Regions from separate parts of the Mus musculus genome. Here region 2 is linked to region 1. A link is a loop called in an ENCODE intact Hi-C map of the cell type or tissue named here. Cell type or tissue: heart. All regions are shown on one strand.

The links. Peaks named below come from ENCODE experiments on the same cell type or tissue, not always from the same donor. Only the 100,000 strongest peaks of a DNase experiment are listed, where the experiment ranks them.
Region 2: it touches region 1 in a loop (3-fold over the local background); 1 of 42 quality-filtered maps calls a loop at or near these places.

Annotation. Positions count from the first base shown.
Region 1 is chr8:11,633,981-11,636,480 of GRCm38, forward strand. Ankrd10 (ankyrin repeat domain 10) reads right to left here and starts at 1,777. Exons shown (of 6, transcript NM_133971.3): 1 at 1,431-1,777. The coding sequence starts at 1,637. It overlaps Mir7238 (microRNA 7238), which reads right to left and starts at 1,756; the gene lies at 1,714-1,756. In heart, a CTCF peak has its summit at 1,119; DNase peaks (open chromatin) are centred at 1,181 and 1,811; H3K4me3 peaks cover 2,500 bases; H3K27ac peaks cover 2,400 bases.
Region 2 is chr8:10,945,255-10,947,754 of GRCm38, forward strand. No RefSeq gene overlaps it. Among named protein-coding and RNA genes, the nearest start is that of 3930402G23Rik, 18 kb to the left of the region's middle. In heart, no CTCF peak of the experiment used is centred here; a DNase peak (open chromatin) is centred at 987; H3K4me3 peaks cover 889 bases; H3K27ac peaks cover 2,284 bases.

The DNA.
Region 1 (2,500 bases):
AGTTCCAGGCCAGCCTGGTCTACAAAGTTAGTTCCAGGACAGCCATGGCTATACAGAGAAACCCTGTCTCGGAAAACCAAACCAAACCAAACCAAACCAAAAAGTAATCGCTGGTGAGATTTCCCAAGGGAAACATACAAGTACAAAGTGGCAGTAAGATGAACAGGTGTCAAGAGAAAAGCAGTTAGTTAACCTTTAACGTGGAGCCAGGATTTGAACCTGTTAGCTATGCCGTGTTCAACCTAGGAAACTGGCTTTGGAATTGTGGAGGGTCCTTTTAAATGGGGCATCTGGTAAAAGCAAGATAGTTAGCCTTCACAATGGCCAGTTTTCCGGGAATAAATAAGCCCCATAAATTACTGGGTAACCTGAGCATCACTGGTAGGTACAACCTAGGGAAACACGCTGGAAACCTACAGGAGGGAGAGCAGTAACACATGGCCCGGCTGGGGTGAAAGGCTCAGCCTTTTCGCCTCTAAGAGCTTTCCGTAATAGTTGGAACGGGTTAACAAGATGGTTCCGTATCTTAAGACCATCCAGGTTTCAGATAGGAAAGCTCAGAACTACAACGTCCTCGCCTCCGCTACAATACTGGTCTCCAAAGTCAAGTCTACAACTCGTTCTCCGTAGACGTGAAAATGCTCCTTTAGCTTTAGATCAAATTCTGGTAAACAGTACAGCGTGAATTTTGCCGCTTTATGGCGCAGAAGCACTTCTGTGTGCAGGTTAACTAAGGCGACCACGAGAAGGTGGATTCCCAGCGACTACCTGCACCCAACTGCATGCCACCTTTCAACACCAGGAGAACGGGGCCAATTAGCGCAGCTTACACAGGACGGTCCCGGTGGAGAGGGGGCCGATAGGCATGGCCGCGACCCCGCCGTCGGCCATAGCAGGTGCAGACTTGACACCCCCGGCTACGAGGGCAGCGCCCATCCCTCCGTGCCTTCAGGGGGCCCTGCACCCGGTTTCCATTAGACAGAAGCGCGAGGCCCCCAGTTTCCTCCTCGCCACGATTCCCGAAGCCCGGCGGCCTCCGCGCAAACGGCCTCAACTGCAGTCTGCCCGCCCCGCTCGGAAGAGCCACAAGTGTGCACATGCGCCCTGGATCCTTCGGGGGAGCCGGCGAGACGGACCCCATTTCCGCCCCGCCTCCCAACACTCCCCGCGCCCCCGGAGGTCCTGGGTCGCGCGCCGCCCGCCGCACATGCGCCTTGAAGCCCTCGAGGCGCCCGCGGCGTCTGAGCAGCTTCCGCGCCCCCCACCCCCCACCGTCCTGGGTCGCAGACCGCGCGGTACCGCACATGCGCCCTGGAACTCTCAGGGGTTGCGCTGCCGCTGCCGACCGCGCTCTCCAGACACCGTGGGGTGCGCTCTGACCCTAACAGCACACCACGCGGAAAATGGCGCCTTAAAGTGCCCGCGCCCACCTTGCCGAAGTGCGCAGCCCAGTGCACGGGCGTCCAGCCGTAGAAGGAGTCCTCAGCGGCCAGGTGAGCGCGCGGCGTGTGTGGCAGCAGCGAACAGAGCGCGACCAGGTCCCCGTCCCGGCAGGCGCGGTGCAGCGGGAAGCGGAGCGACAGCAGCTCCTCGCTGGAGAAGCCTGCCTCCACGGCCGCGCCCGCTCCCGCTGACATGATGGGTCGCTAGGAAGCACGCGACTGATCGGCCAGAGGAATGTGCCGGTGAAGGCCTGCGAAGCTGCCGCCACTCGAACACAAAGGACAGGCGAGCTGCTGCCGCGTCCCATCCGCATCCGAGCGCAGCGAGCACTGAGGGCGGGACCTGAGCCACGGGGCGGAGCCTGCGCCTTGAGAGGGTGGGGCCTAACAGTCCGCTGCCTCCGACCGCTGCTGACGCCCGTGGTGGGGCGAGGCCCGCGCCTGGATAGGGTGGGGCCTCCCGCAGGTGGTGCTGAGGCTGGCGCCTGGGATAGGGCGTGGCCTTGGCTGCAGGGCGGGGCCTTCTCAGGGTCTGCGCAGGAACGCCGCCTTAGGCGTCTGGTGGTGAAGTTAGGGGCTGGGAGGCGATCACCGCTTGAGGAGGCCGCTACTGATGCCAACGCTGAAGGTGTAGGGGTTGAGGGTGGGCCTGCACGTTAGTGTGGTTAGAGGGACGAGACTTGCCGGGCAGTGGTGGCGCACGCCTTTAATCCCAGCACTTGGGCGTCAAAGGCAGGTGGATTTCTGAGTTCAAGGCCAGCCTGGTCTACAGAGTCAGTTCCAGGACAGCCAGGGCTATACAGAGAAACCCTGTCACGAAAAACAAACAAACAAACAAACAAAACAAAACAAAAAAAGGAGGGGGGAGACTTGGCTGCGACTGAAGCCTGAGGAGGCCGCGCCTGAGACCTCGCCTGAAGCCGGAGGCCTACGACCCTGGCTGTAAACCTTGCCTGGGGCAAGGCCAAAGCCCAGGCCGGCCTCTCTGTGATTGGCAGCTGAAAGCCACGCCTTAACTAAAGGAGGAGAGTCTGGGATTTGGAGCGGAGCGGCGCTCT
Region 2 (2,500 bases), 690 kb before region 1:
ATGTGTGCCACAGGAGTGGAATGCAATTCAGGTTCCCAGAGAATGACAGAGAGGTGTGGTGGCCTGCTGTAAGCCCAGCCTGGGGAGGCTGATGCACAGAATAGCCAGAGCAAGCTGGCTCCCAATGGCAGACATATGTGCAGGCTCTGGGTTTGATTGAGAGACTCTGCCTTCAATGAAAAAGATAACAAGATGATCAAGGATGAACTGCAGCATCAATCTCCAGCTTCTACGTGTGCACATGTAATGCAAGCACACACACACACACAAACACACACACACACACACACACATACACATACACACACACACGGGGTGGGGAATGACAAAGAAGGACTGAATTTACTTTCTTGTGGTTTCAGTCTATGGTCCCTAGGCTCTGTCACTCCTAGACTGAACATCATGACAGGAGTGTGGGGCAGGGTAGAGCTGCCCAGCCCATGGTGGCCAGCGAACAGGGAGAGAGGGCCAGAGACAAGAGAGAGACCCATTCCCTCCAAGAAGAACCCACCTCCTTTCCATGGCCTCTCAGCAATGCCACCAAGCTATGAGGCCACCAGTGAGGTCACAGCCCTGAAGATCCAGTCATCTCCCCCAAATCAGCTGGCAGCTGAGCCTGAGGGACATTTCAGTTCCAAACCATAAAGCTTAAGAAGCCAGCACACAAAACGCCCTCAGTAAGCAGGAGTTTCAGAGATTTAGAGATGAAAAAAAAAAAAAAACCTGTTCCCTTTCTGTTTTCATGAATGGGTTCTGCCGACAGCAGCTAAACCACCAATCACAAGGTGGCTGCGGGGAGTTGCTGCTAACTGCATCTGCACAGCACAGGGAGGAAGCTCTCTCTTGGCCTGGGTTCTTGTGAACCTTTACTGAGGCCACGAGGCCGCCCTGAACCAAGAAAGCCAGGAAGTCTCCGTAATGCACTTATCAGCTCCAGGGAAAACCCTCCCTGTCTTGGCAGCTGGCCCAGGCAGGCGTGGGGAGGTGGCCCAGGCCTTCCTGCTGCCTCGCCCACTGCGGAACAGCAGCAGTTGCCATTCAAGGAAGAGGCTGCACAGGAAACAGATGTGTACGCGCGGCAGAGAACCGGCACCAGCCCTGCGCAAAGCAGCCCGGCCCTCCATTCATAAAAACCGAAGCAAAGGCCATCCCAGACAGAGGAACTCGCCAAGCTGATAGTGACTGCGAGCAGCAAGTGAAAGGGCCGGCCCTGGAGGAAACAAATAAAAATCAAACACCCCATTTGAGCCAGAGAGATAGCTGAGGAAATTGCACCCATAAAGAAATTGCAGCTACAGGCAGGGAAGGGGGAGGAGAAGGAACGAGAAAGAAGAAGGGAAAACAGCAAAAGCCAAGGGGAGCGAGCAAAATAAAACTTCTCTGGCACCGGGCAGCCCAGAAGAGTGGCCTCCTCCTCTGTGGCCAACAATAGTAAAAAACCTACGTTTAAAAGCAAAACGAATCAGACAAAGGAATAGGGAAAAAAAAAGTCCTCTGACGCGTAGCAAGAGGGTCAGCAAAGGACAGATCAGATACCACGGTTGATGGGGATGGTTAGAGGATCAAACAGATGAGTAAAGGCAGGCAGGCTGAAGTTCAGCCAGGACTGGAAAGCCAAAAGGGTCGCACCTGTGTGGTCCCTGAGGGTCAGGGAGATTCGCAGAGCGCTCTCTCTCTCTCTCTCTCTCTCTCTCTCTCTCTCTCTCTCTCTCTCTCTCTCTCTCTCTCGATATTTTCAGGCAGGGGTTTCTCTGTGGAGCCCCTATGATATGTAGAACAAGTCTCAAACTCCTGCCTTGGGCCACTGCGCCACAAATAGCAGGGAGTTCGCGCACAGATTAACTCCTTGCCCTGGTTCCAGGCTTCATGAGCATGGGCTGACAAGGAGGGGCCACCCCCTAACACACACACACACACACACACACACACACACACACACACACACACACACACCGCCTTAAAACAATAGCAGCTAAACAACTAAGTAACCTCATTCAGCTGAAGCCAGCTGTGCAGTAGAAGGGGATCTGGAGGGGGAGGGGGTTTATTCTTAAGACATAAACTTAAGAATGTAAAACATCGAGCCTCAGTGCAAAGAGAGATGCTCCGCCCTCTCTTTTTTGTCTTTTGGTTGGTTGGTTGGTTGGTTTTTTTGGGGGGTTTGTTTGTTTGTTTGTTTTTCGAGACAGGGTTTCTCTGCATAGCCCTGGCTGTCCTGGAACTCACTTTGTGGACCAGGCTGGCCTCTAACTCAGAAATCCGACTGTCTCTGCCTCCCAACTCTTTTTGTTTTAAACAAGGATTATCAATTAAATTAATACCAGCACGCAGGAGGCAGGGGCAGGCAGATAAGTTTGAGGACAGCCTGGTCTTCAGCGTGAGTTCCATGACAGCCAAGGCTACATGGGAGAAACCAGGTCTAGAAAAACGAAAATAATAAAGTAAAATAAAATAAGTTACAAAGAAGAAGTTGGGGGATTACATTACCTCTGTGAGAAAG